Linked DNA regions of Mus musculus: region 2 is linked to region 1. Evidence: chromatin loops called from intact Hi-C (ENCODE). Cell type or tissue: heart. All regions are shown on one strand. Each heading gives the region's core, and the rest is flanking DNA. Links, peaks and the distances in the headings are about the cores only. Region 1 holds the start of Chm (choroidermia (RAB escort protein 1)). Region 2 overlaps Chm (choroidermia (RAB escort protein 1)).

Region 1 (16,307 bases), core at 4,247-12,246:
ACCAAAATGAATAAACCATATTTTATATTAAGCAATAATAAGAAGTGATTTCAAGAATGTGGATAATAAACAAATAATAAAAGTCTAAAGTGATGGCGGATATTATAACAAGTATGCACATTATACAAGTATGTGCTACTCAAAATAACAATGGTACTTGAACACGTGAAAAAAAAATTAAAAGTTAATTAATCACTACATATTTATAATAAGACAGGTAATGATCTAATGAATAGGTTAAGGCAATTCACAAAAGAAATGTAGTGGCCAAATTACATAAATATTCAGACTTATTTATCATAAAATACAAATTCAAACAAGAAATATTATTTGTGTGTTAAGTATGTGGCCAAAATATAATATTTATCAAGTTTGTTGTTATACAGATAGCCTGTAAGGCTTTCATCAAGGACAAACCTGTGACTCAGTTAATCCTCCCCATGGGTGATCACATGTCTTTGCAGAAAACTGCATTGCCATCTGATAAACCAAGGAAAATGCCTTTAGGTGAACCATTTTGGAGAAGTCTGTTCACTAGTTCTGAGCCCTTATGGCCTGACTACCAGTAACCCTGTTCCATCCTTTCATTATACCAAACTGTAAAATAAAGTTGTTCCTTTTTTATTAGTAAAAGAAACCCAAAGAGCCTGTGTGTCTTTCTGTATGCATCATAGCTCTTCTCTTCCAAGAACACCAAGTTTTAGCATTTGCTGTAATGACTGCAACTGCAAAATACGTTGACAATAATGAAAAATAAGCCATGAACACCAATACTGAAAGATGAATCATTCTCAGAACCACATGTGATTGCAAATCGTGGAATGAATGAATTCAACTGAAACAACATGTATCCTAAAACATGACTAAATTTTCTGCTCTCATTGCTTTAGTGACTCTAATTCTCCGGCTTGGGGTTTGGGTTTTTTTTTTTGGGGTGGGGGGGGTGGGGGGGAGGGAATGAAACGTAACTAGGTCATCCTGTTTGCCTCAATGTAAAGGTTTACAAGCTGAATCCAATGTCATAATGTTGTCAATAATTAAGGACCAGACATGAAGCCATTGTTGGCATCAGTTAGAAAAAAAAGCCAACCACAAACCTAGAACGCGCTAATCTAATCTTCAGAGTATATGGTGTTTCTTTTCACTTGAAAAAAAATCAACAAGCTCAATTCAGTATTTCAACTTTAGTTGACAATGACTTGTCTAACCTATCCAACCTAGATCAAAGTTGGCTAAATCTAAGGTTTTACACTTATATGAGGTGAGATAATATTTACTCCAGACATGGTAGTACTAAGAAACCAAATATTATACCAAATTGGTGTGGACAAGCATAGTACTAGAAAACACTAGTGAGGGGAAAATAGATCCTAGAAAATCAAACCAGCCTACATGCTTTGTGAAATCTAATTTGAGATGAGATAAATTAAGTTGCCTCTGTCTCCTCCACTATTTGTAATCTGTTTAGGTTTTTTTTTAAGAGATTGCTGTTTGTTTTGTTTACTTGTTTTCCCTATCTGCCTCAATATGAAAACATGTCAACTCTTATTATCATGTTCCAATAAATCACTATGGTAAATTATTGTCTCGTTGTATATTAAACTATTAGGAAAACAAAAAGTAAATCTTTAGAAAAGTATCCCTATTTTACTAGCAACACGTCCTCCAAATTCCAAATCTTTCTATATTATGGATTATACACTGGGCATAGACATCAACTTTAAGGCTTTATACACATAACAGGCACAGCCTAACTTCTCAGTTTGCACTGAAACTGAATGGCAGATGATTTCACATGAGTTACAGGTCAATTATATGGAATTATAATTGTTTCTGTGCATTGGGATTTTATGTTAAACATGAGAATGTGAGGTTGAGCAACCACATTTGATTTTAATTGCTGTAGCCTGAGTTATCCAAAACATCATGAGAACACTGGAGAAAATGAGAAAATGACAAGCAGCACGGGAGATGAAAATGATGCTGTCCAGGGAACGCTAGTAACAGATGCGGCTCTCTCTCTGAGGGACCGGCTCAAATTTATGATTTACAGAGCAGCTCAGAGAATCCTCGGAATTAAATAAATCCTCCTTACTTTGTTAGGTCTCGAAAGAAGAAAAAATGATTTAAAAAAAAAAAGCTCAAAGAAGTACAAACTAAAACAGCAAGCTCTGTAGGCTTTCTTTAGCTCCTACAACATCTCTACGCAAAGAAAAGCACATCACACTAGGTTCCCAATTAAAATGAATAATAAATCTATTCAAAACAGATTATACATAATTGAAACTGGTGGAACAAGCTCAGAAATAAAAAAAGGAATATCTGTAAACTACCAACCAGATAAAAAAACTAATTAAAAAAAAAAAAAGTGGCAATAAGCAAAGGTCTTTCCAAGCAAGTAGCCAATGAGAAGAGGGAGATAATGGACCTTACATTACCATCCTTCCAGGACATTCCATGAAAGACATGAGCTCTTCCTTGGTGCCATTCAGGCAATACTAATGATAATAAAAAGCGCCTTAGTATGGCTTTTCAGGCCATAAAAAAAAATCACCCACATTATGTAAGCACTTTATAGGAATTATTTCTTCAATATTTAACACAGGTCATCGTATTTAGAAATAAGGTGAAACATAAGAAGGGCTGAGGATGTACCTAACATGGCACAGGAAGCATATGTGGGATTCAAATTCTACCAATCACCTTATTATACTGCTCAAATGAGATACGTGCATGTAAAAGTATACAAAATATATGGAAAGTGTCTTGGTTAAGGTTTTACTCCTATGAACAGACACCATGCCCAAGGCAACTCTTATAAGGACAGCACTTAATAGGGGCTGGCTTATAGGTTCAGAGGTTCAGTCCAGTATCAAGGCAGGAACATGGTGGCATCCAGGCAGGCATGGTACAGGAGGAGCTGAGAGTTCTACATCTTCATCTGAAGGCTGCTAGAATACTTGCTTCCAGGCAGCTAGGACAAGGCTCTTAAAGCTGCACTTCCTCCAACAAGGCTACACCTACTCCAAAAAGGCCACACCTCCAAATAGTACCACTCCCTGGGCCAAACATATTCAAACCACTACAGTCTAACACTGATGAATCTAAAGGACTTTTGAAATGCTACTTTCAAAGCTGGGTGTGGTGGCGCACACCTTTGATCCCAGCACTCTCGAGGCGGAGGCAGGTGGATCTCTGAGTTCAAGGCCAGCCTGGTCTACAAAGTGACAGTACAGCCAGGGCTACAGAGATACCCTGTCTCGAAAAAAAAAAATACTACTTTCAATTTTATATACTATTAATTAAGTTGCTTACTGTTTTCTAGGCATTATTTTTTGTGTGTATAAAGATAATATATTTATTATATGCATTTCATCGTTTATTATATGTATTATGATATACTCCATTTAAGGGCTAGCATACATTCATGAATTACAGAGAAGTACCAACTTGCAATTTAAAAACAAAAGCCATTCAGTAGGTATAAGAATGGAGATATAGGGAAGGAATATGTGCCCATTGTGATAACAGAACCACACACAAACATCCTAAATTGTAAGTATGGGAAGTCACTTGTATTGAGCCTAGCTTCCATGCAATTTAGCAAATATCAGTTTTTAACACCATTTCCTGCAAAATTATTATCCCTCAAGGTTTAGAAATGGTACCCTGTTGCTATCAGAAGTATTAAAAATCCTTGAATGAGAGGCCAGACAAAATTAACTACATCAATGTTGCAATTTGAAACATCAAGAATGGTACTGTACTGTCAACTGGCCAGATCCTCCCACCCCAAGCTCCAGGAAAATGGACTACCAACCAAAGAGTACACATGGAGGGACCCATAGCTCTGGCCGCATATGTGGCAGAGGATGGCCTTGTTGGACATCAGCGGGAGGAGAGGCCATTGGGCCTGAGGGTGTTCAATGTCCCATTGTAGGGCAAAGCCAGGGTAGGAAGACAGGAGTGGGGGGAGGTGGGTGAACACCCTCACAGAGGCAGGGGGAGGGGGATGGGATAGGAGATTTCCAAAGGGGAGACCTGGAAAGGGGAAAACATTTGAAATGTAAATAAAGAAACTATACAAGGAAAAAAAAGAATGGTATTGTACTATTTACATGAACATTCCTAAAAAGGCAGCTATATATAAATTATATATATAATTTATACACACACACACACATACACACACACACACACATATATATATATATATATATACATATATATATATATATATATATATAGTTTTACCTACATACAATTCTAACTCCTTTAGAGAAGCATTAGCTACACAGTTCTTCAATAAGGCTGGGGATGTAACTCAGTACAGGACATCCATAGCATATGCAAAGGCCCAGGTTCAAGGACCACTGGTACAAGACTGAAGGGAGGGAGTGGAAAAAGAGAACAGATCTATCTTCTTTAAGGAAATATCTAAGAAATTAAATAAGCTAGCTTACATAGTATCTTAGAGGTGGAATTTCTGTCCAAAGATAAAGCATCATAGTTAAGAAAGAATAACATGCAGACCAAATTCCTACATGGTGTGCTGAAAGCATAAATAACCAATGACATGAAATTTTCCATGGATTTAAGAAAAAATTTAGAATTTTAACTCTGAGAAAGTCCAAAAAGTTCCTAAGAAAAGACAATATGTTAAATATTACAACTACAACAAGAGTAGGTACTTGATAGCAGTCAAGTATCACAAATATTGATCATGTGTATTTGTGTGTGTTTACACTAATAAATGTCAAACTGTTACGCCACTTCATGTAGTCACTTTCTTATATAGACAGAAACTGTCAGTCAGTTGTACATCTAACAGCACCACCCAAACATATTCTTGATAACCATATATGCCTCCAAATGAGGTGGTTATAGTATATTCTAAGCATGCTAGAATTCTTTCTAAAATAATAATATATTCCAAGAGCTGAAGAATGCCCCTGTAGATGACATATATCAATATTATCATATAACCCACCCTTATAACGTAGATTCCTTGTGCACTTGTAACTTCTTGGCTTTGCTGGAGGTAATACAAGTTACCAGAAAATCACCTTCAGGATCTGTACCCAATGATAACTTTTCCACACCCCACAAAATTGTCACGAAAATTACACTTTAAATGCCAAGCTATTCTGAAATGACAATTATGTACCGAAGCCAAAGATCACATTCTCCGAATTTTATGTCCTTTTCCCTCCCCATTGAGATTCCAATTGGTTTTCCTCTAATCTATTTTCTTTTAATCTTCCCCACACAATTCAAGTACTGTATCTTAATTCTCTTCCTTTAGGTATTGTGATCTAATTTTCCCATAGTATCTTGAAAATATGACCTTAAAGGAAAGCTTTAAACAATGTCATGCAAAAAGTAAATATGTAATAAGGTTGACAAACTTAAAATGTTCTTGGATGATTCTACTTGATGAATGTCTTTTGATGACATTTTAACTAAAAATTGCTAACAGGGAGATACAACTCACAGCCTATGCCTTTACTCTTTCTTATAATGACATCCTTTCATTCTGCTTTTGATAACAGAACTGAAGTTATAAAATACTGCTTTTCCTATAAGTTACCTAAGTACTAATTTAATAAAGCCAATACATTTAAAGTCCATCCTCGATGATGTATTTGAGAAAGAAATCACAATGCTTTAAAAATGAAGTCAATTAAAAGCAATGATTGAAATCATAAGAATGATTCTTATTTTAAAAATGACTTTCAACAAATGTTTCCACTTTTAATGGATCTAAAAGAATTAAAATATTTAATAAAAATAACACACATCACCCAAATAAATATAGACTTCAAGTATAATTTTGAAAAGACTTATTCTAAAATGGATGGCATTTTCAGTTTTAGGCAAGCAGACTGGGGAGAGTGAGGGTTCTACTGAGTCTTTCAAGGTCTCCTTCAACATCTCCTCAATGCAGGTCCAACCAGGTTGGCTGCTGCAATGCAGCTATCTTCAGGCTGGGAGTACACCCCCCATCCCCACTGTTTTGAGAACTATTAGAGGGACATCTAGAATAGGAGAATTTGTGTTCTCAAGAACACCTTAAAGGCTATCAGATTTACCTTCCTTATATTCAAGATTGCGGACATTGAAAGGCTGTGTGTATCTGACTCTCCCATTGCATGATGTCTGGTATTTGTGATAATAGTTCAATTTTTAGTCAAAAAAAAAAAAAAAAACCCGAAATCCATTTCTTGGATTGTACTGGCCTTTGGACATTTACTAGCTGTGTGATTTTAGCAAGTTGAGACTTCCAGGCTGCTTCTCTTCTCTGTACTGAAAAGATTACCAATTTTAGCAAGGTTTTTGTCCGTATTATATTATGTGCTTAGTCCATTGAGTAGGGAATGGAAAGCATTCCAAAATGGGTTGCTATTATTTTTACTCTAAACCTGAAAATGTGGCTGTTCTTACTGTTTGGTAAGAAAGCAAACAGAGTTCATTAACACAATGGACAGGACCCCATTCACCAAAGCTTCTGTGGCCTACCACATTCTAAGACAGTAGACTCCCCGCCCTCCCCAAACTCTCTCTTTTATCCTATGCAAACTACATCCCTTATAGTTAAGAAAGAATTGCTAATTGTTGCCAAGTGTTATTAGGATAACTAGTCAACTAGAAGCTGAAAAGGATTTCTGGCTCCACCCAAAACATGGAGAGCTAATGATGGAAAAGCAAGGAGAAGCTGAGGTCAGACACGGAATGTGAAAAACTGGAGCTTACTCTCAGAACATCTAGTTGTGGTGTATGGATGGGTGACAGGAAACAAGATGCTTCCTGTCTGCATCATAAACTAGGATGCTTTAAACTTCGTAATGCAGGAATAGGGGCTACCTCAAGAAAAAAAATTAAGCTACCCAAGACGACAGAAAAGAATACGTTTCCTTTCCTTTAATAAAAATACACACGGATAACGACTGAGCATCATTCTTATAAAACTGTAAATTAAGCTTCATTTGAGCTGCAAAGTACCCTAGAATCATGTAAGTATATGGGGGCGGGGGTGTCCTAAGAAATGGCGACACGAAACGATAGGGAATATAACCTTGAAATCAACAAGGAGGGAAGGTGGTAATTATTTGTGCCGATGGCGTCTCCATTGATCAAATCCCGACCCTCCATTCTCATGACACTGCAAACCCACCCTCCTCTAAGGAAATTAACAGGAATCACCGCACCAACCAACCTCAGCAATCGGCATCGACCAGATCGACCCCTACTCAAAAGGCGCAAAACACCGCGGGTCCAAGCCCCTCCCTGGAGCTGCCAAGTCCTGCGCTGACTCCACACTACCTCACTTCCTTTCTGTCCTCCCTCCCAGGCTCGACCCCCGCCGTTTCTCGCCAACCCTCACCACTGACAGAGAAAATAAAAAGCGAGAATGATCTCCTATATTTTGTCCAGGAAAAATCAGGGCCACACATACCCGTCCCTATTACGATCACATCAAAGTCCGAAGGGAGATTATCCGCCATCTTGACAGGAAACGTGTCATGTGACTGTAGTTTGTAGATGTGAATTTCTAAGGCACTCCCTAGGTAGAAAGCGGAAGGAAAAACAGTGCATTCTGGGTGTTGTAGTTCTAGAGACGCGGGTGCAGGTAGGCGACAACAGAGTAGTTTTTAAAATGTTATTGCGAATGTTAAAAGTTCTATTTATTTCACAGACTTCAGTGAAACACCTTATTTATCCTAGAGGTTTGATATGGAAAAGAAATGTAAGTATTCGACTCCTCAAGCAAGGATGAATGAGGCAAGTCTGTATACCCCTTTGACAATTACCAAGCAAAAATTGGTCAGAGACGCTCAGTCAGTAATCAATTCAAAAGGGCTCACTTTGAACAAAGGAGTCATTCAGGCCAGGAAAACTGTTACCCTAGAGTGTGTTTGTATTTTTAGAGCCTGAGACCTCTCTTTTCATTTTATACCAGTACTGTCCAATTATTGTATTTGTGCCTTCTCAGTGAAAGAACCAAACCAAAAAAGAAAAGAAAAGAAAAAAAAAAGAAAAAAAGAAAGAAAAAAAAAAGAAAAGAAAAAAATCGTTGCCTAGTTTCCACAGAATGAAATTCCTCATGGAATTCCAAAGAGCCTCCTAGCAATGTAAGTTGCAACATTAACTTTGCTTTAGAGATGGAGGTGAGAGTGGGGGACTGGGAGTGTAAAGAGTATTAAAGAATAGTAGACGGTTAATAAATCTTTTGTTTCAGAATCTGACTTTCTGCCAAATTAAGAAAAACCCAAACAAGTTTCTCCTACGACGTTGCAGAGAAATGATTAAAATAAAATAGACTTAATATAGAAATGGGTATATTTGATAAGGGAGCTTAAGACTGTCTATGCCAAGCAGTTAATATAACTCTTATGAGCATTTTCAAGGTCTGTCAGCTCCCATTCTACCTTATTTAAAAAGTATGTTTGTCTGAAAATAGTAAAGCAAAAAAATAGGCAGAGGGGTACACTGGAGTAAGTAAAGTACTTTTTTTAATCTGAGGAATTATTCCTATAGTTATTTCCAAGAGTTTCAAAATAAATTTGAATGCAAGATGTGGTACTGTGACAATCCTTTAAACCATCTACTATCTGGGATGTCATCTACTTATCGTTCTCCATACACTGTTTTCTTCTCAATCTCTGTGACCTCCACACTCTAGCTTTTCCCTCAGCAAGGAATGATCTCCTCAACTTCTAGGTAATATGCTTAATAACAAGGAAGGGATACATTAAACATTATTAAAGCATTAGCTAATGTATATGTTTCAAAAGAACACATGATTCCACAGAATTATGCACAACTCTATGTATCAGTTAAAAATAATAAAATAAAGGAGAGTATAGAAATGTAGCCCAATAATTAAGATCACAGACTACACCCATATGGCAAGCTTACAACCTCCAATTCCAAGGGATCTACCATCCTCTCCTGGCCTCCCAAGGCACCATATGTACATACTACACAAACACACTGCACATTAGATAAACAAGCTTTTTAGAATAATAAACATAAAAAGAAAAGCAAAAAACTTTGGGGGCAAAGTAAACAAAATTTTAAGAGTTTCTTTTTTTTTTTTTTTTTTTTAGGACAAGGTATCATAAATGTAGGTTAGGGCAGCCTAGAATGCTCAGCTTTCTAAGTCCTGAAATTACAGATTTACAGCTAGCAAAGGCTTTGGGATACTATAAGAAAGGTTTAACTCAACTTCTATTTTATCTTTTACTTCTTCCTAATATTGTACTACTTCTACTTTATCATATCCTGTTACATTGCACTAAAGGTTATGTATGTTGGCTCCTATATAGTACTCATATCCCACACATACACACAAAAATGCACAGATATGTAGTTTTATAAAGTGTAAACTCTAGCCTGTCAGACATCATTATTACCCAGTGCACTTAATCGAGACTTGTTTTCACAGTAAGAATTCAACAAATATTTCCTGAACTAAAATTAATAATGACTTCTTTAACAGATAGTGAGATAAAGACAAACTATATCAATTTACCTTGATATCTACCTGCTACTTTAAAAGTCGTTTTTATTTGCCTGGTATAATTGTCATCTCTGAAGCTTACTGCTCAATAAGATTACCCTTTCTAGTTCTTTCTGAATCTGGCTGGCTGGTTCAACTCAGCTGTTCTCGCTCAAATTGCTCTCCAAGCTGACTGTTTCAATACGGTTTCTCTCAACTTCTCCTCACTGAATTGCTCTGTTTGGCCTCAAGCTAACACTGGCAATTTGTTCTAAGCTTTCTGGCTCCTTATGTTCTGGCTTCAACTGCTTCTGCTGACTTGCAGTGAATTGCACTAACTCATGAATGAACTCAACTGACATAACTGAACTCATCTGAACTCCCTGTGCTGCTCATAAATAGCTTCTCTTTACTGTACTGTTCTCATGAGAGTTGGGCATCTCCTACTTCTGATTCATTCTGTCAAATCTTTCTCTGATTCTTCATGACATTAGATAGACATCACTTTCAATCTTAGCTGTTTTATTCTACAAACTAATTTTACCTTAAAAATGTGTACTAAGTGTATGTCTGTATTCCAGCCAGAGGGATTAAACATGTGTGGCATGTCTGCATTCCAGCCGGATCACACTGACCTAAATCTTTGAATGTGATCCCTTGCCAGAGTAGCCATGTTGCTGGATTAAAATTCCTCTACATGCCATTTTTAAGATATTTGATAAATTTCTTAATTTTAAAAGTTCCATGAGAACTGTTTTAAAATAGATTTTTATAGATATATATTGTACTTTTGTACATTTTGGTACAATATCAACATTGTAGTTTTCTTAATTTTATTTATGGATTAACTTGTTATACTACAGCATTCTCTTGTGGTATGATTCAATAAGGAGTATGTATCTCTTGCAAAACAGATTGCTTAAAAGGTACAATATATTATTTGCTAAGTCTCTACATTATTTGCCTTGCCATGACAAGAAAGTTTTAAATATTATCAGAACTAAAATAGATGTTATCTGTGAAGTGCCCAATATACCAATAGATATGTAAATTAAAACAACCCAGAGAAAATACAGCAACCTTTTCAAAATCTCTGACAGTGAGAAACCACAGAAAGATAGAATACAAACAAACAACAGAATATAAGCAAACACCATTACGTTTCTCTTAGGTGATATATGGGTATACATTCATGCATGCACATAGTATGAGCACATTTTATTCTTTTAAATATGAATAACTTACTATGATTCAGAAAATGTTCTAACAATCACAGTGTGGAAACAGAAGTCACTAATAAAATTGTTCTTTAAAAATTAATTAATCTTCTAGTAAGTGGATGGGTTATAATCTAAAATGCTCTGATATAAACAAATAATAGACAAAGGTCATGTCTTCCGAAGGTTTATGTGTAGTTCTGCTGAATTTCTATTCTCTCTTGCCTCATATTTGAAGTTGTTTTTCCCCTTGAAGATCAAAGCATGGTTTTCATGAAGATAATATTACCAACATGTTTAGCTGTATAAAATAATTACTGTATTATAAAAACAAAAATATTCTTAGTGAAAATCTTTTAAAATAAGTATTGTTTACATTTTATGCAAATTGACAATGTCAGGAAATGGCATAAAGCAAAACAACTAGAAATTGCTGGCTGTTGTTCCAAGGACATCTATTTTTGAGAGCTGAAATATTTTGATAAATGACAGTTGGGGGTTGGAGAGATGGCTCATCTGTTAAGAGCACTGACTGCTTTTCCGAAGGTCCTGAGTTCAAATCCCAGCAACCACATGGTGGCTCTCAACCATCCTTAACGAGATATGACTCCCTCTTCTGGAGTGTCTGAAGACAGCTACAGTGTACTTACATATGATAAATAAATTTAAAAAATAACAGTACAATGAATTTTATCTAAGAAATAAGTACCTATTAAATCATAACACTAATTTTGTTCATAAATGTTTTCTGAATTGAAAGCAATACTTTCTTATATATTTATTGTGTTTAAAAGTACATTCTTCTATGAAAAGACTATCTTTTTACATTAATAATTTAATGGGTTTTCCTCTCTAGGATCTTTCTTCTCATCCCTAGAACTATATTAAACTCCTGACTCTCTTTTCATAATGTCCACTACTGATAATCTCTTACCTTAGATATAGTTCCACCTTCTACACACTTAAGTCAAAATTTCAAGAATCACCCTGAGCACATCTTTTTCTTCTACCCTTAAACCATGTCAACAACTCATACCAGATTTGCCTTTAAAATACACTGCAAGGGTTTGGGGTACACTTTACTGCACCAGATATTAGTTGCATCTTGTGAATCAGTGCCTAAATCCAATCAGAAAGTGGTTGGCTACTCCCAGAACATTCATGTCACTTTTGCACCAGATGCCATATCTTGACAAGACACTCATTATTGTAGTTCACGGGGTTCACAACAGAGTAAGTTGTTTTGTTTTTTGTTTGTTTGTTTGTTTGTTTGTTTTATGGCTGTTTCTCCTCTGGTAGCAGAAATAGAGCTCTTAGGCACTGGGAAACCTACTCAGAAGAGATAAAGTTACCATTGCAAATACCAGCTTTATTTCTCTGTGTCCTATAACTAATATGTGGCAAAGGTCTTAGGGGAGAACCCAATTCTGTTGTCATACTTAATAACATAATATTAAACTTTCCCCTAGATGCTTTATTGGTGCACCTCTCAACCCTCATCAAACAAACTTCTTTTTGTAGTATATAGCAATTAATACAGAGACCTACAGCTGATCAGTGTGCAGAAAAAAAAAAGAGTGTATGAAGTGTTCAACTCTAAATTTGAAATATATGTAACCCTCCCTGACCCCAGGCTCTATCATTGCAGAAGAAAGGGCAGAAAGATTGTAAGGGCCAGAAGTAGTAGACATCAACAGCCAGTATTATTTACTTGATTTGACAGGCCACTGCACATATGAACTCATAATAGCTGTGACTACATGCACAAGATCAAGCCACCCAAAATTCCAAAATGGACACTGAGGTGCTCATGACTTGCTACTCTTAGCTGAGAATCTGTTGACAGGTGATGGATGTAAAAAAAAAGAAGGGAGTCAATTTCTTCAGATATGTGGTCACTAAGAGGTTTCCCATGCTTCAGTAGATGGTCCTATATCCATGCATATAAAGGTAGAACAATGTCCATTCAGTAGGTTTGAGAAACAGTGGAAGAGGGAGAAGGAGAGGGGGAGGGGAAGGGAGGGGGGGGAAGGGAGGATAGGGAGTTAAAAATAAAAAATAATGGGTGATGGAGAGGAATTGAAAGTAAAGGACTGGGGTGGGTTTGATTGTAACATATTGTATACATGCATAAAATTCTCAATTAAAAATAAATGCATATATTTATTTCTCTTAATCTGGGTTACCACCATGGATTATGCCTGGAAAACTGAAGTAAGTCCTGTTTAAATGCATTATTCATACTTGCTTTTCTACAGCCCACTGTTCACAATATTAGTAAACATCTTAATTCAAATTTCACTATGTCTTTGTTTATCCTAAACCACTCATGAGTTTGCATTGCTCTCAAAATACACTCAATTTTCAGTCTTGAATCACTGTTTTTGCTTTCCCTCTGTAGGCTACAGTCATATTACACTTTCTTCATTTGCCAAATTGGTTGTGTTCTTTCTTGTTTCAGATTTTTCACTCATGGTCAGTCTTATGTGTGACTGAAGTATACCTCTGCCTTTTTCCTCCCACTTTCTTCTGTCATATGCCTACTCATCCTTTATGTTAATTCAAAAAATTCATGCATTCTGGCAAATCATTGTTGAGGACAGTTTTAGGTTTAAATTCTATCATTTTTTAGTTCCCCCTTGTTGAACATCATTGGAAATAGCTAAATAGTTACTGAATACCTTGTTTTATATGCTTAGAAGGTAAGATCTTCAGAGAAATGGTGTGTACGTTGTACTAATCTTTCATTCCCAGTACGTGCTGCAGTGCCCAGCACATAGTTATACAACACCAACTGCTGCTTGAACAGCTGAATAATAAAGTTCTTAAAGGCTTGAGGAACAGCATATGAGTTGCAATAATTAATATTAGGTAAAGAAAATATCATTTTTACTCAGTAATTTACTTACATTTTGGGGTTTCTGTGTGTTATTGAGCAAATATCAAATAGATAAGTAGTACAAAATCCAAGAAGCACCAAGGATGACTGATATGCTAATAATTCTTTCTACCCTTCTGCTTCCCCAAATTTTTCCCTATAAATAAACACTAGTGTTTGTAGTTTTTGTACACTGTGCTGGAGATTGTACGTGTGTATTATAAATCACATCATATTATAGACATTTATACTTTACACTTTTATTTACTATTGTCTTAACTTGGATATCTGCTCTTATATAAAGAGATTTTCATTTCTTTACAATAATTTCCTACAATTCTATGTATGGGTGTATCATAATTGATTTTACATTCATTTCATAATTGATATTCAATATTTTATGGTATATTTCTATGAAAAGTATACTATAATAAACATTTTGTGTAGAAATGCAGTATAAGATAATTATTATACATTAAGATTCATGTGAAGATTACCAAAACTTCATTCCAGTTCCATTACTATCAACTGAATGTCCTTGAGCAAGTTATTACAACTTTTTGCAACTTCAACTCCTTAGTCCTTAATTTAGCAATGAGAATATAACTTACTTCCAAGGTATAGATAAGAAGCAAAAAAGTTAAATAAGCTACTTAGATTATATTTCTACTAATGTGCATATTCAGTAATATTGTTGTTATTAATAGTGACAGTTTTCATGAAGATATAGGATATAACAATTTTAATCTATCAGATTATAAAGGTTGGAAGTATTTGAGAACACACAGTATGAATAAAAGAATATGCAAGCAGGCACAATGCGCATACTACCATTAGATGGTAGTTCCAAAATATCTGTCAACATGTTACATTTATGTACATGACAATTTACCACCTCATATTTGGAATTTATCCTACAGACTCCCAAATGTGATTTAGTGGTATTTGTAAAGATAGATACAACACTATTTATCATTTCAATATTTTCTGCTCTTAGGATTTTAAATCTCTGCTATCAAGAAATAATTTTTCATGTTGGTAGTTATTTTGACATTTAGTACCACAATGTAGACAATCTTTGTTTAAATCAAATATGAGTGCTTTACACACAAGATGGCCTAGATTTAAGCATATAAACATATCTTATCTGTTAAGCATATTTTAGAAAGTCTTATATTAACATAGGCATCTGAAAGAGTGCCTATAATAGAATATAATAGTAAGTAATTTCTTGAATGTGAAAGACAGAGACATATAGTACACTCTTGTGAAACCTTTTCTTACCACTGTGGTCACTTTTCTTTTCCCCCGAGCCATTTTTCTAAATGACTAGGCTACAAGAAAATAATACTGCAAGATAGTAGCAGGTGTTTCATAATCAAATACATTTTTGCAGCAATTAAAGAATAGGATTCTCTAAGAGTGTTTTATAATGAACATACATATGAGCCATGAGGGTTTCATAACTTGCTAACTGTAGGAAACTCTAGGCTGGACTATTAGGATGCTCAGGAAGTATATTTCTCAATTTTTAGTAAATGATGTCCTTGTCATATCAGTATGGCAGACACAAAGAAAATGTTTTTTGTGAGTGACACTAAACCAGATGGACCAGAATGATTGCACACTTTTCTCAGATGACAGCATTAGTAGAGTGATACAGTTTATGCTCCAGACCACCTAGTTTTCCTTCCATTTGCACACATCTATTAACCCCACCACCAGAGAACCCCATTGGCACTGCATTAAAACTACTAAGCTAACAAAACACTTCTTTCTGCATAAACAAAAGCACCAGTGTCAAATGAATCACTGTCTATCTGAGGTCTTCAAGTTAAAGAAAATGTGTTCAAAATTGGTTATGTGTATAGTAATGTGAGTCTCTTAACACCATGAACAATAAACACTGGCAATGCGAAGGGAAGCTTATTCAACATAATATTGGAAGTTACATATTTACAAAGGAAATTATAGTTAATGCAGAACTACTGTCATGGCTTCTTTGAATTGAAATCTTTCTGCTGTGAAGCCATTGTTAGTGGTGGTGATTAAAATCTTCAAACACAAATGTTCTGGGTAACTGAATATAGCTAAAAATAGAGAAAGTTCTGTCTACTGTAGAAAAATTTCATATTACATAAAGTTTGTGTAACTTGAATCAGCTTTAATCTTTTCATTTCAAATACATAGAAATACTAAGCCTTTATCTGTTTTCTGTTTATAAACCTCATTCTTGAAGTGCATGTACATTGCTGTTTTTACAAGATAATCAATGTCAAGGCAGCATTCATTACACCACATGAGAAATATGTTTTAAGTGCCAGTTTTAGTAACAAAATGATTATTTGTACTGTCATCTTTGTCAGTTTATTCAATACAGAAGTATTTAGAACACATTTGCATTTTCATGGTCCTTGCAAAGCAAACAAAACAGAAAACTACAAATAACTTTGTGGGAATTTTATGAACTTTTACTGAAAAGCTGGCTCTTCTTATTTTAGCTATTTAATTATAATGTCATATTAACAGAAAGCAGCATACCTGATTCTGCATGGATGAATAAGCACATTCAATAAGGAAGGATTGAACAGAGTAAATAAAACACGGGATTAAACGTTTTCTGCATAACAGACCACAAAATGGGCATTCATTTTACCAATGGATCCTTGGCATTAGAAGCAAAAAGAAGTGCATACCAACATAATTAAAC
Region 2 (16,307 bases), core at 5,109-13,108, 120 kb before region 1:
ATTATAGCATCTATTCAACCCAAAAGAAATTTAATTGTTTAAATAGTTAAAAGTTTACAACCCTGTGAAATTCTCAAAAATTCTATTCCATATGCTCTTATAATATATGCTTACTAATTAGATTCCAATGAATACATTTATAGGCTATTATAGTTGTGCTAGCATGAATAAATATTAATACTGTTAGAAATAACAGTATTTGAAATTATTTGAGCCTTATGAAAAACTGCATTTGTAAACATAGCTGTGTTCAAAGGATGCATAATGAAAAATATGTGACTGTGTTAACATGTAAAATATATTGTCATATTTCTCCTCTTCTCTATAAAACACTCACATTTCATGAGTTTAATTTTTCTCCAAGGAATTATCTCACTCAATAAATGTGAAGAAATTAAATCAGGCAGGGTAAACACTTTCCTAAAAGCATTATATTTAACTAGCTCCTATTGACAACTGTTACTAACATTATACAATATGTAATACATGTTGCAACATTCCCCACAGGCATCATGTGAAATTATTACTGTGAGATTTACAAACTATATTCCTCTTACTTTATTCACAAACTGGTTGAAGGTTTACTGGGCTAAAAAGAGAACTCAATGTATTTCATTCTTGTGATAATAATACATATAGACTTGTATTGACATTAAGAAATCATATTTTAAAATAACATTTAATTCTCAGGATGCAATAATAACCCTTCTAAAACCGGTTACTAATCCCAAGTTTTCACTGAAAAAAAAAAAAAGAAAAAGAAAAAGAAAACAAAACAAAACAAAAACCTAACATCTAAAGTCAAAGTTATTTCAACACAAAACCAGAAACAACTACTCATAAAATTTGTTTTGGAAAACTGCTATCACTCACAAGGTATTTAGGAACACATGGGGTTTCCACTAAGCAGTACACAGAAAGACACAGCTGATTGAGACAGTCTACCTGGACTCTTTCGTTTTTCTGCTTTCTATATGTGTAATGCGAAGGCAGTTTCTCTCTCAGGCCTCAGTGTCCTGATGACTACGCAGGGGAGTAGTGTTAGGTCATCTGCCCAAGCAGTGCTAAGTCTTAGGAAGCCAACCCCTACTTAAAACCATATTTAAAAATGATAGCAGGGGGACTGGAGAGATGGCTCAGCAGTTAAGAGGTCTTCTGGAGTTTCTGAGTTCAAATCTCACATGGTGGCTCACAACCATCTGTGATGAGATCTGATGCCCTCTTCTGGTTGAGTCTGAAGACAGCTACAGTGTACTTAGATATAATAATAAATAAATCTTTAAAAAATGATAATAGACGTTTCAACCAAAAATGGATAGCATTAATACCTGAATATTAACCATGAATAAGTAAATGGCTATTGAGAAAGGTTCTGAAGTTAGAATGCACTGAAGGTGGAATTAGGTCGAATTCACTACCTACAAGCCCACAAAGCTGTTCCAAAGATTTTTAAGGGATTTTGCATCATAGGCTAGTCAACAAAGTGTGTTTTGTTGTATAAGCAAAGAAATCATAATTTATATGTATAGGGGCTGATGTGGCTCATAACTTATCTTTCACATGTAGTCATAAAGCCAGCTGTAATTTATGTAAGATAGCACAAATAAGAATACATGGCTGTGTCCATAAAAGGGAAAGGGTCAGAAAACATATTTCCTTTATAGTGCCAAATGGGGAACTGAGTTTGACATATATCACACAATTTAGTTCCAAAATGCAACCTTGAAAAACTTGACCCAACTTGCACTTTCAGAGAAAGATTTCAGGTCAAAAAAAAATTCCAGAATGTTAACCTAAGATCAAAAAGAAAAAAAAAAGTTATGATTGCTGTAAAATAAAATCTGTGCTTTGTAACGATACTAATAAAAGCAATTTGAAATATCACATTTTCAAGCAGCAACTGAAAAATGAAAGAAGACACTGAAAACTTTTAAATTATCTAAACTCATTTTATAAAAGGTATGTAACATTTTCTCATTAGGGTTGTAAAAGCAGAAAGATGTATACAAACAAGACCCTACATAAAACTTTAGATTATTCATTATTATATGTGATATTCACAAATCTATAATCATATAACAGATAAATAACTTCCTGTAACATAAATTCCCAGAATAAAACAGCTGTTGCTGCCTGATTATTATGTATGGAAAAAATTTCAAACTGCATAGCATATGAATAACAACTATAAAAACATGAACTTGAATGTCAAACAGAAAGGTTACAGAAATGATGTTTGCTCATTCATAAGTGATCTTAGGGAAAAAACACCCTTCATTTAGTATATAATACAACTTGTTTGGTTTTACAAAATACAATGTCAAATTCTAAACTATCCCAGTAGCAGAAAATGAAATTAGCGAAGAGAACATGAATTTGAGTTAATGTAAGTATTTTTAGAAATGTAATATTACTCCTTTACAAACAATATATTAACTCCCTAATCAAGGCTATGAAATAGACAGCTTTAAGCACTGGTCTCTTGTTATCAATGCAAGTACAATACTGTGCCACTTATCCAAGGGATTTTTTTCACATAGTCGAAAACCAGGAAGTATAAGCACCTAAGACATTACAAAATTTACTGCCCAATTTCTTGCTAAAGACTTTCTTATGCTAATAGTAGAGGTATTATAGGCAAGTTTATTTATCATGTTTTCTGACCCTCTGCATATTATGAATAGCAGATAAGATATTTTGGGAGAGATACCAGTGTTCCAAACAAGTTTTGTGAACAGTTATTTCTGGTTTGTGCTGAGAAAATTTTAACTACTAAATGTTACATTTTTGTTTTCTTTTCTTTTTTATTCAGTACATTATGTGGACAGAAAGAGCTTGCTGACAGGTGCAGTGAGACAGCCTGACAAGAAGAAGGGAGACGCAGGAATGACAACAGCACAGTAGAGAAGCACGGGCCTAACCACCTCAGTAGCCTTCAAGGGCACTGATGACTTACAATGGACTGTAATAAACAATGATTGTGATACCTGTAAATTTTAATATAGCATAGCAAGCAAGTGGGAGATATGTGCTTAAAAGGTAATTAACGATAGTTAAAACAAAGTTTTAGTTCTAAAAGAAACTAGCCGAGGACACACACCACTGCATAGTAGAGTGTGCTGAATAAAGGACACGTGACTGAAGACATTTGTAACCAGTGGTTAACCTTTTCCTATGAGACCCCCTTCTAAAGTACTGAAAACGAATTCAATAAGATATCAAAAACATTTTTATTTTGAATGAAGGAATCTCTCGTTTCCTTAGGAGCTAAGTCAGCTTTAGTCTTGTTTTATAAAAGTTACTTTAATTTTACATATATATGTGGAATAATAGTACAGTAATTCAATAAAACATGCATGCAATGCATAATGACCAAACCAAGATAACTGGCATTTCCATCTCCTTCAGCATGGCTTTGTGTATGTGATTAATACATGATAATTTTATATATTTGTGAGGTACAATGGTATTTCAATACATGTAAAACAAATAAAGATTAATGGTTAGTTATATATATATATATATATATATTCTCTTCTCAACTACACATACAAACATACACACACACACACACACACAACTTTTAAAAGTCAGCATTATGGGAACACAAAATAAAAGTCATAACCAAGGGTAGAAGAGGAGAAAGACACAATCATCCAAGTGTGAAGAGTTTTGGTTGGACAGGAGCAACAGGCTTAATGATTAGTTTACATTTGGGGCACTACATTACAAAATTTACTGACTGTACTGCATGAACAATAGATTTTTCAAAGTGTGTGTATGTGTATGTATGTATGTGTGTGTGTGTATATATATATATATGTATATATGTATATGCAGTGATGGATATGTTAATCATTTCAACTATAGATTTTACAATGTATATAGATCATAATATCATATTTTGTTCTTATATAATTATTTTCAAAAATTTGAAAGGTAAAGACTACCATTAAAGTATAAAAAGATCTTTAATAAAGAGTTAACGGCTTTTTTTCTGAAAGCAGTAAGTTTGTATAACGCATATGTTAGAAGAACAAACAGATTTTATCTCAAAATCTTTCAACACTTAAATCTTTGCCCATCTTTACAATAAAAGTCATCATTTTGTATTAAGTGCATCTTACATACAACTTGATTGGCTCTTGGGTAAACTCTGGAATATTTAAAATGCATTTCTTTAACAACCATAACTTAAGTCACCAAAGTTCACAGAATTTACTTTCTATAAATCTCATTTTGTTTCCTCTGAGGAACGGATACAGTCCAGCCTCACTGGAATATATATGGATTACATCTGATTTCCTCTGGTATAACTACATTAGTTACAGTGCTTGCCAACATTTGTCAAGTGATTCTTCCAATAAGAAGAATGATGAGTTTCACTCAGGATTCCGTCATTACAGTCTGGTTTCAGGGCAAGTACAGGTGCTTTGTTCCATTTATCTGGCTGTGTGTGTGTGTATGTGTGTGTGTGTGTGTGTAAGTGTGTGGGTATAGATTATTATCATCTAGAAATGTGCTTTTCTACTAATCGTGCACAGGAAAAACAAGTCATTTCAAAATTCCTTTATAGTTAAATGCCTGAAAATACATCAAGTTTGCATGTATAGAATTATTTTGGGGTACTATTTTAGTTTTTGATAGCTATATATTACAAGCAAACTGGAATATCATTCACAGTTTACCATAATTAGAATATGGGAAATCCAGAAAAGAGAATCCAAAATGTGAGCTCTTAACACATAACATAGTTCTATTTAGCATTTTCTTGACAAGAGAAAGAATGAAAATGTTTCTGAATTAGACTGAAGAAATAATTATGTTAATTTTGAGAACACGTTCTATTGTGTCCATGATGTGCTTTATTCAGAGGTTTAGGAAGAAAGAGAAAACCTTCAGAAGACACTGGGCAGTAGTTTGGAAGACAGTGATGGTGGACATTCAGAATGAAGTAATATGCTTATCATTGGGAAGCTTCAAATGAGAAAAATAAATGAGGCAGAAGCAGGTTTGCATATGTAAAATAAAAGCACAGTATATTTGCCTGTGTTTTCCCCTGACTTGAAATAGATGTGAGAGAGAGAGAGAGAGAGAGAGAGAGAGAGAGAGAGAGAGAGAGAGAAAGAGAGAGAGAATGAGAATCAGACACATGGAAGCTTTCTGTGATATACTCAGACTAATTCTATTTTAGAAGACTGATGAAGAACAGAACAACTTGAAACTATATACAATTTGAAACTATATAGAACATCAATGCATCAATGACTCTTAAGTAAGGGAGCAACAGGAAATAAGCCATTAAAGACCTTTTAATATCTGAGCTATAAATTGCTCCTAAATGTCTGTGAACAGGCTAAAAGCATAAGAAAAGAAGAAAAATCAGAAGCCAAATATCAGTTAAGTAATAGTAAGTAAATGATAAATATATCAGTTTCTATCTCAGTATCTTTCTTGTCTTGTTATATAGTATGTCAAGCTATTAACTCTATTACCTTTAAATATAATACATACTGCATAATGAATGAAAAGATTTAAAGTGATCAAAAACTTCTCTTTTTCTCTGGTACAAGGCAAAGCATAAGTAATGAGCTCAAGCTTACGTCTTTCAGGCTAGGAGCAAGAGAAAAACAGCCAGGTTGTCTACATTCTCAGTATTAAATTGATATAAAGTCATCAAGCTATAGTAAAAACCACAGAGAAAATTGTATAAGGTAGAAACAAGTAAGGCAGCAAGGGATTCAGAAGCCAAATGACCCTGGCCACCAGTCTTCTTAAAAAATACAGCCAGGGCTATACAGAGAAACCCTGTCTCGAAAAAAACAAAACAAAACAAAACACCAAAAACATAAAACAAAACAAAAATCCTGTCATATATTACAAAACAAAAGTGCCTGCGTGACTCGGGGCTTCTGGAGGCTTGTGCAGCTCCATCTCTCTAAATATCATTTAGGCTAATTCCCAGGCTGAGTAGGGGATATTGCTAGGATGTAGCTCAATTGTTTTAAATACCCATTCCTATTACCACACATACACATCCACAAACAAAATTAAATAGCAGAATCTTCGAGTGAAGAAACAAGACACAGTAAGCTAAAAAATGGAACCAATCCGAAGGAACTAAATGGAGTTAATTCTGTAGAAGCTTGAACCAAAGTTCTTTTTATAATACTAGTGTTCTCTTTACATTTCCTATGGAGTCAAGAGAGAAACCCACCCCCAGAAGGTCAGGTATATGAGACCAAAACAGCTTACTTAAATACATTTTCCAGTTTCAATATTTTTCAGCTTCATTACTTATGAAGACACGGTTCTTTACAATTTTTCATTTTTCATTTGCTAAACCTAATGGGTACACTCCTTACAAACTGTAGAGATTGTCATTTTTAAAACAAGAATGATACCTGCTTACTGCATTAGAACAATTTAATAAAGCTGAGTAACAAACCCTTTATCACATGCTGTTACATTTTTATAAAAGTGTAACTATGTTTATTTTCATTTTTAATGGGGCTAAGCATGAGTATTACATGCTTAAGGAATATATAGATAGTAAGCCATAATTCTGTTCTTTCCATTTTGAAGAAAAACATCCCATCTATAGTCATGTTAGAATTTCTTTGAGAAGCAGTATAGCACAGTGATTAAAGTGTAGATTTAAAATGTTGTGCAAATTCTAAGTTCAAATCCTGCTTATTCTGTCTGTCACCCTTAAGACTATTTTGTTTTTGATGCTCCGTTTGTCTAGCTAAAACTATAGAATGTACATGGGGCTGTATCTATCTTAGAATTGATATAAATTGTAAAAAAAAATATAGTCAATCATGATACAAGCATATATCTGGTACTTAGTATATATCATTTATTATTATAATCACTAATGTGGAATAAACAGTAAATAATATGAAATTGCTAATCTATAGAGAAATGCAGGGCTCTATCTAAACAATGGTACAAATGTGTCACTGCAGGAATGAGCCACTAAAAGAAACACAGTACGATCTGAGTTACAATCTGAAGGATGAAGGATTTAAATAATTATCAAGGTCATTCTAGTTGAAAGGAATCATATACACAAAGGCATAAAGGCACAAGACAAAATAATCAGAGTAGTTACGTAACTCCTAAGGGAGAAGGGGAGAAGAGGAAATCTACCAAAGAGGAAAAAACAGTGCTGTGGAACATTAAATGGGAAACTTCTCTAGAAGGGGAAAGAGAAGGGGATGGGAGATCACGGTAAAGGAGGGAATATGGGAAGGGACAGCAGCTAATACTAAAGGCCTTTTGAAAAAGCACAAGGAAATTTATTAATGTAGAGGCTTGCTAAGATAATGGAGGAGACAGCATCCCAGCTAGACATTTTACGCTACCAAGTAAAAGCTCCAAGTGACAGGAATAAGTTACAGCTTACTGAATCATTGGCCAAAGAGGTTCCACAGATGCTCCCACCAAACATCAAAGCTTACTGCCATGGTTACTGGTTGTTCTCCACAACCTGATGGTAAAGTCCTATTTCTGAAGACAACACCTGTGCCATTGAACACTGAGATTTGGTGCCCAACTAGAAGCTGCACCCCAACTGATGAACGTTCATGGTGCTAAGAAGTAGGTCGTCTGTAGAGTACTGGAGGAGAGAACTAATATTAGTATCATCCATCTATACACCCTGTGGCCCCCTGTGACCTAGAATAGAGACTAGACTGCAATATATACTGATGTTATTGTGGCCCAAATGTTATGGGAGCGAGCAACCGCCTTTTGATTGGATTTGAGGTCTACTTCATGAGATGAAAACAATACCTAAATGTTCTTTAACTGACAATAAAAATGTGTTTCATATGAACTATGAAATACTATTCAGTTGAAAAGAAAAAGGAAATCATAAACTCTGCAGGGAAATGGATAGAACCAGAAAAGGTCACACTGAATTGAGGTAACCCAGGCTCAGAAAGACAAATGTCACAGTTCTCTCTGATCTATATTTGTTGAACTATGATAAAGAAAAAAAAAGTCACATGTCACAATCATGTAAAACATTTATACATCACAGAGATTTAAAAATAAATGCTCCACATGGTAAACTGAATCACATGTTATAGTTTGGACATGAAGTATGTGCCACAGTTCTGTGTACTGAACACTTGCTTCCAAGCTGTGGCGCAATTTTGCTACGGTCTGGAAACTTGAACTCGCACCTACCTAGAGAAAGTGAGACACAGAAGGGAAACCCACTTCTCCCTAGGGTACTGGGCAAATATTAAGCACTGTAAAAATCACTATTAAGGTTAATGTCAAGTTCTTTAAGTCCATACGGTTATCACTCTTGATGGTCATTTTCTGCAAATAAGCAAAGAAATTGTGTTAAAGTCAACAATGAATATGAAGGCTGAAGTTGTGGCTCTGCACTACATCACCCAGCGTACAAGAGGCTGCATGTTCAGTTCCCAGTATGATAGAAAGAAGGGAGAAGTATATCTTTAAAAAGATGCACATCCGCATTCATTGCTTCTATTCACCACACTGGTAGAAGTCCTAGCTAGAACAACTGGACAGGACACGATTTTAATAAAAGATATCCATACTGGTAAAAGCTGGAGTTCATCACTGTTTGCAGATGACAAGATTTTCTGCATAGAACCTTCCAACATTAAGTAATACATCATACAACGTATATATGTATCAAAACCTGTATTGTGTCTAATATAGATTTTCTGTATTATATAATCATTAGAAATTTTAATAACTAAGTTTTCAAAGAAGCACGTAGGGGAGAGAGAGAGAGAGAGAGAATGAGAACGAATGAATATGAGAATACTGTTCTTACATGTGCCTTTCATGCATGTCATTGTTGAAGAGCATAACTCAATGACTCGAACAGCAAAACTTCCTGACTCTTCTGCTGGCACTGTCAAAATGGAGACCTGAAAACCAGGAATACATAACAGAAATAACTGTTAGGTCTCTTCCATTTTGCTCTCTTGATACAGCTAACTTCCAAGTTCCCAAATATCCTTTGATATTTGAAAACAAATTTGGCTTATAATGATTTTATTTGGAGTAAAATATAAAAGATGCAACACACATGTCTCAATATCCAATTTCTTCATTATTTATTGTTTATATGATCCTCCTCAACCACAAATAATTCAAAATTTTAAGACTGATTTCATCCATCACATATCATATACTATTCAGAAAGGAATGCAACTGTAACATTACTGTCAAAATAAGAGCACTCTGCTCCTTGAAATCAGATTATATCCATAAGTGACCTTATCTACTATTTATGTTACATGGCTCAGATTATAAAGGCTTTACATGGCTACCAGACCAATGTTTCTCTGTAGAGTTAAGGTTTCAGTGTTTCTCCTCTATCAAGTCTTCAATCTGAGAAAATTATATCCTCTTAAAGAAATGCTAGCAAAAGAGAAAGCACCATCTTCCCTTTTCCCTACATGTACCGTGGTGACAATTTGATTAGGATGGCCATATTCATACCCCAAAAAGGAAGCAACTACAACACATTTTTAAAATAGAAATTGTTTTGATAGCAATACTGTCCTATTTGCTATCTATTTTGGGGCTTATGATATCTCAAAAACAGGTCTCCATGTTCCTTTTTACTCCCTCTGCTGCTATTAAGGATAGAAAATGTACTTTAGCATCAAAGAGAGAAACCACCAAGACATTGAACACTGTGAAATAATGAAATGACTAGGACTAAAAATATGGCCATAACTGAAAATGTTCCTTTAATTACTCAACCAACAGAGAAGAATTTCTTTTGGCTCCTGCAATTATCATGATTTATTACTGAGATACAATCAGTATTGTTCCACTGGAGCACCTCCCTCACCTGAAAGCTGAGATGTTGGCTGCCTGGTGTTTCACAGAGGAGATGTTAAGGGAGAACTAGTCAGCCCTCTACTATCACCATGAAGTGTGCCTGGACTGTCTTCTTGTTTTTCTCTGTTCTCTACGCTTCTTAGTTCTACCTTCGATTCAAAGTGAAGATATAAAGAGAAGTGGGAAGAGTGCAAGAAAAAGAGAGGAAGGGAGGAAGGGGCTGGGGGTAATAAAGGACTGTTAACTGTCTCAGATACATGGAGGGAAGACTGGTCTGAAAAAGACTGATGTGAAGCAGGGTGACCAGTTACAAGGAAGATGGTATACATGGGAACAGTAAATAAACCATGAGAAAAGGAAAGAACTGAGACAATATTTATGAAGTACATGGGTACTGTACTGGCTAGTTTTGTGTCAACTTGACACAGCTGGAGTTATCACAGAGAAAGGAGCTTCAGTTGAGGTAATGCCTCCAAGAGATCCAGCTGTGGGGTATTTTCTCAATTAGTGATTAAGGGGGAAAGGCCCCTTGTGGGTGGGACCATCTCTGGGCTGCTAGTCTTGGGTTCTATAAGAGAGCAGGCTGAGCAAGCCAGGGGAAGCAAGCCAGTAAAGAACATCCCTCCATGGCCTCTGCATCAGCTCCTGCTTTCTGACCTGCTTGAGTTCCAGTCCTGATTTCCTTGGTGATGAACAGCAGTATGGAAGTGTAAGCTGAATAAACCCTTTCCTCCCCAACTTGCTTCTTGGTCATGATGTTTGTGCAGGAATAGAAACCCTGACTAAGACAAAAAGGTAGAGGAGATGTCAGAGAGAAGGAAGTTTGTGAGGCTCGAACAGTATCAGGTCTATTCTCCGCAACAGTGAGCACAAGATGACAAGCAGTGGGACAACAGAAGACAGTGGCTTCACCTTTAAGTGAAGAAATCTCTTGACAGAAACCCAAAAAACCTTTGACATATGGTTCTGGTACCACTCAGGCCTCCAGGAGGTGGCCTCCAGCATTCATGTGAAGTTGAGACTATGGGGACACACAAAATTATTTGTTGTGTGTGCAGAGAGAAGTATAATGTAGATGGATGAAGGGAGAATTTTGATATTAAATGATAGGATAAAAAAGAGCTTCAGATATGCAGAGAAGAAACTGTCAGTGTTATGAGGAAGGCACAGGGCATGGAAGCCAAAGATAGCAAAAAAATATTGTCAAAATCATCAGGAAAGTTCTGGCAGAAAAATTAAAAAGTGTCAGAGCCTGACAAATCCAGAGGTGGATGCTCGCAGCAGGGATCAACAGTGTCAACAGGCTAGACCCCCTGGAGCTCTGGGAGACTGGACCACCAACCAAAGAATACACATGGAGGGACCCATGGCTCTGGTAGCCTATGTGGCAGTGGATGGCCTTGTTGAACATCAATGAGAGGAGAGGCCCTTGGGCCTGAAGGTGCTCAATGCCCCAGTGTAGGGGAATGCTGGGCTGAAAGTTGGAAGTGGGTGGGTGGGTGGGTGGGGTGAACACCCTCATAGAGGCAGGGGGAGGGGGAATGGGATAGGGAGTTTCCAAAGGGGAGACCTGGAAAGGGGAAAGCATTTGAAATGTAAATAAAGAAAATATCCAATAAAAAATATATAAAAAAAGATTTATTTGAAAGGAAAAAAGTTCTTCCTGACACTAACTATCATAGTTTTTAATATATTCAGTAAGAAAAATTTTAGTGGAAGTGTATGGGCAGAAGCCGCATCGTGGTTTAGAAATGACTGAATTTAGGAGCTGGAAGCAGCAAGAGTCTTGTACAGAAAATACTATTTAAAGGGGGAGAGAATGAGCACTCAATACAGATGGAGACAGAGTCAAGAGAACAGGTTGTTTTCTTTGTTTGTAATTTAAAAACTCAGTGGATGTGTCTGTATGTGTATATGAAAGAGTGAGTTTTATATATGTATGCTCACTCAATTGCTCATGTATGTATCAAAGGTACCTGTGAAGGAGGTTACTAAAAGACAAGGGAGAGACAGATTTCTCAGTCATGTTACACACATATCATGGAATGTAGGGCAGACATCCAAATTCCTTTGTGCATGGTGGGTATTTAATTTTACCCAGAGAAACAAGAAGATGAACAGAGCAGGTTAGAAAGTGAAGACGGGTACTAGCCATGGAGGTGAATGAGCAAGTGATCAAAAACCAATGGGAGAATTTGTAAGGCGAACAGGACCCAGCTCAGTTCAGCTGAAACTGCAACTATGTGGGAGGGCCAATCTGTTTGGTTACATAGTTTTCTTTCTTTCTTTCTTTTTTATTTTTTTTAGTTTTTCTAGACAGGGTTTCTCTGTATAGCCCTGGCTGTCCTGGAACTCACTTTGTAGACCAGGCTGGCCTCGAACTCAGATCCACCTGCCTCTGCCTCCCGAGTGCTAGGACTAAAGGCATGCGCCACCACGCCCGGCCATAGTTTTCTTAATTGGCCCTCACTGATACAGATACAATTAATAACCAGACATGGGAAAGAGGAGTTTCTCTGTTGCTGCAGAGGAAGGCTCTAGCAACATGGGAACTGCAGGTGTTAGGATACCCACCATTGCATCTATGGCAAAGGAAAGGAAGAAAGTAGAAGATAGATGATAATATTCAGAAGATATAGGGGGATAATGGTTTATATGTCTATGAACAGACAGAATGGTAATAAAAGATTAAAAGAGATGAGAGGGCTGGAGCAGATTCATGATCCTGTAAGTCTACAATCTTCAGACTTGACTGGACCATTGGTGCTGCTTAAGAAAACATACATAGAACAGTGCACTCCATGAAGTGATTAACGGCATGTTTTTCTTTGAAGTTTGAACTTGCTTGTAAGCATCATACTTGAGAGAGGACTTCACTTGTAATTTAAAGATCAGAATTCGTCAATTCCCAAACTTAGTCTCATTTTCATCCTCTTATTTCAATATAAGTCACATTTCTAAGGGCAGTCCTTTGCCTGGTTCATCTCTGATTTTGGTTGGACTTCAACACATAAATTACTCTTTCTTACCTGAGTAGGTCAACTCCTTTGCTGACTGTTTAAACAGATAAAATACAAAGCAACTTTCTAGAGATAGCCCTCGTCGCTTCCACATCACTCTTCAGAGGCTATATTTCACAGCCTAGCTTTTTCCAAAACTTGCCTCTACTTGCTCCCTTTGTAGTTCTGTCTCCCTGTCACCCTGGGATATATTCACAAACCCTATGGTTTAATGGAAGACCCAGACCTAGCAACCAACAGTGGCAGACCAATGTGCGAAGTGAAACATCAATTGCTATATTATTTCCTTAAACTATAGCACACGAATCCTTGTCACACTGAACTGCACTTCCTATTTGTCTGTATCTGTACCCCTAGGCTGTGTGGTATTTGAAGGCAGACATGCTCTCATAGGTATCAGTGTCTTTTCGGAGGCCAGGACTCGGGCTGCTGAGCAAAAGGCACTTGTTTGCCAAGTAATTAAATGAAAGCTCACTCTTACAGATTTAACACACAGCATAGGGGCTGTGGTTACAAATGCTATAATATGAATGTAAAATCTGCTAAGAGTGGGCTTTCACTGTTCTTGCCATAAAAATGCTATGTAAAGACAGACATGTTAATTAGTGCAGGAATAAATTCACATGTACATGCATTTCTTAAGATATACAGCTTTTATACTAAGAAGAAAAGCAAACAGGACTGAGTCACCTGTTGATCAGAATCGGGTTTTAGTACTGATCCATCTGTAATCAGGACTGCCCTGGAAATTTGCCTGTAATGCACAAAAGAGGAAAGCCATGATTGAGATTCCACGGATAAGTTTCATTTATTGTTATGTAACCAGCAGAAGGCATGTTTCAAAGATTTAAGTAAGGATAAAAGTGTCAAAACCCAGTCAAGTTCGGCTTTAATCTTTTCTTGGCTCAAGAAAGAAGGACGCATGACCTACAGACAAACTCCAGCTGAGGCAAAGGAGAAGAAATTCTGCTGGGCTCCCCTCAAAACAGAACCAAGTAGGGAAGGATGGTAAGAAATACGAGTATACCTTTGCTTTCGCAAACCTCTGCATAGTACTTGAAAAACAGAGTTCTCTGGTTTTATGTGGAGGTCCTTGATCCACTTGGACTTGAGCTTTGTACAAGGAGATAAGAATGGTTTGATCTGCATTTTTCTACATGCTGACCTCCAGTTGAACCAGCACCATTTGTTGAAGATTCTGTCTTTTTTTCACTGGATGATTTTAGGTCCTTTGTCAAATATCAAGTGGCTATAGGTGTGTGGGTTCATTTCTAGGTCTTCAATTCTATTCCACTGATCTTCTTGCCTGTCTCTGTACCAGTACCATATAGTTTTTAACCAATATTTCTCCGTAATACAGTTGAAACTTATAGAGGAGAAAACGGGGAAGTTGAACACATGGGCACAGGGGAAAATTTCCTGAACAAAACACCAATGGCTTGTGCTCTAAGATCAACAACTGACAAATGGGACCTCATAAAATTGCAAAGCTTATGTAAGGCAAAGGATACTGTCAATAGGAAAAAAACTGCAACCAACAGATTGGGAAAAGATCTTTACCAATCCTACATCTGATAGAGGGCTAATATCCAATATGTACAAAGAACTCAAGAAGTTAGACTCCAGAGAACCAAATATCCGTATTTTAAAAATGGGGTACAGAGCTAAACAAAGAATTCTCAACTAAGGAATACTGAATGGTTTAGAAGCACCTAAAGAAATGTTCAACATCCTTAGTCATCAGGGGAATGCAAATCAAAACAACCCTGAGATTCCACCTCACACTAATCAGAATGGTTAAGATCAAAAACTCAGGTGACAGCAGATGCTGGTGAGGATGTGGAGAAAGAGGAACACTCCTCCATTGTGGGTAGGATTGCAAGCTGGTACAACCACTCTGAAAATTAGTCTGGTGGTTCCTTAGAAAATTGGACATAGTGGTATAGCTTAGGACCCAGTTATACCACTCCTCAGCATATACCCAGAATAATCTCCAATATATAACAAGGACACATGCTCTACTATGTTCATAGCAGCCTTACTTATAATAGTCAGAAGCTGGAAAGAACCCAGATGTCCCTCAACAGAGGAATGGATACAGAAAATGTGGTACATTTACACAATGGAGTACTACTCAGCTATTAAAAACAGTGAATTTATGAAATTCTTAGGCAAATGGATGGAACTAGAAAATATCATCCTGAGTGAGGTAACCCAATCACAAAAGAACACACATGGTATGCACACACTGACAAGTCAATATTAGCCCAGAAACTTGGAATAGCTAAGATACAATTCATAGTCCACATGAAGCTCATGAAGGAGGAGGACCAAAGTTTGGGTGCTTTGGTTCTTAAGAAAGCCGAACAAAATACTCACAGGAGGAAATACGGAGACAAAGTGTAGAGCAGAGACTGAAGGAAAGGACATCCAGAGCCTGTCCCACCTAGGGATACATCCCATATACAGTCAAAACACTTTTGTGGATGCCAACAAGTGCTTGCTGACAGAAGCCTGATATAGCTGTCTCCTGAGAGGCTCTACCAGTGCCTAACAAATATAGAGGTGGATGCTCTCAGCCAAACATTGTGATGAGCACAGGGTTCCCAATGGAGGAGTTAGAGAAGGAGCAACCCCATAGGAAGAACATCAATATCAACCAACCAGAACCCACAGACCTCCCAGGGACGAAACCACCAACCATGAAGGGACACATGGCTCCAGCTGCAAATGCAGCAGAGGATAGCCTTGTCAGGCATCAATGGGAGGAGAGGCCCTTGGTCCTGTGAAGGATGGATGCCCCAGTGTAGGGCAATTTAAGGGCAGGGAGGCAGGAGTGGGTGGGTGGGGGAACACCCTCATAGAAGCAGGGGGAGGGGGATAGAATAGGAGCTTTTGGGGGGAGCGAGAAAGGGGATAACATTTGAAATATAAATAAAGAAAATATCTAATAAAAAAGAAAAACAGAACCATGAGGATGGACGGAAGTTTTCTCTTCCCTTGTGTAATGGGGTGTAGGACACCTTACCTGTACTGTACACCGGAACATGTATTCTCAGAAAGGTAACTGTCTTCAATAACGAAATGTTTAGAGATTATCCTTTGACCAAACTGATCTACAATTGCTTTACATCTATAAAGAAGATAAGCATAGAGAAAAGATCATATTAATGAAATAATTGAGAAAATTAAATAATGAACTGCTGGTTCTGAATTTGAAACCTTGTAAAGCTTAAAAAAATTGCCAACTCCTCTACATTTTCTGACACTGAACTAGACATATTCCGGCTGTTATTCTGACACTTTTTAAACTGTAAATAAATGTATTGCCATTAGTCTGTAAGTGTAAGTCCAGTAAAGCATCATTACATAATTCCAAGCTTTCCTCACATTTGGAAACATAGAAGCTGTTTCTTTGTTTAGAAAATCGGCTTTCTTTTT

Evidence for each region. Hi-C counts contacts between places; a loop is a spot of excess contacts. Peaks named below come from ENCODE experiments on the same cell type or tissue, not always from the same donor. Only the 100,000 strongest peaks of a DNase experiment are listed, where the experiment ranks them.
Region 2: a loop joins it to region 1, with 2.0 times the contacts of the local background. A loop is called at or near these places in 2 of 42 quality-filtered maps.

Annotation. Positions count from the first base shown.
Region 1 is chrX:113,177,985-113,194,291 of GRCm38, forward strand. It overlaps Chm (choroidermia (RAB escort protein 1)), which reads right to left and starts at 7,531. Exons shown (of 15, transcript NM_018818.2): 1 at 7,457-7,531. The coding sequence starts at 7,505. In heart, for the core only: no CTCF peak of the experiment used is centred there; DNase peaks (open chromatin) are centred at 7,327 and 7,527; H3K4me3 peaks cover 1,598 bases; H3K27ac peaks cover 1,143 bases.
Region 2 is chrX:113,056,023-113,072,329 of GRCm38, forward strand. It overlaps Chm (choroidermia (RAB escort protein 1)), which reads right to left. Exons shown (of 15, transcript NM_018818.2): 10 at 15,895-15,999; 11 at 13,557-13,620; 12 at 8,825-8,921. Among named protein-coding and RNA genes, the nearest start is that of Mir361, 11 kb to the right of the region's middle. In heart, for the core only: no CTCF peak of the experiment used is centred there; no DNase peak of the experiment used is centred there.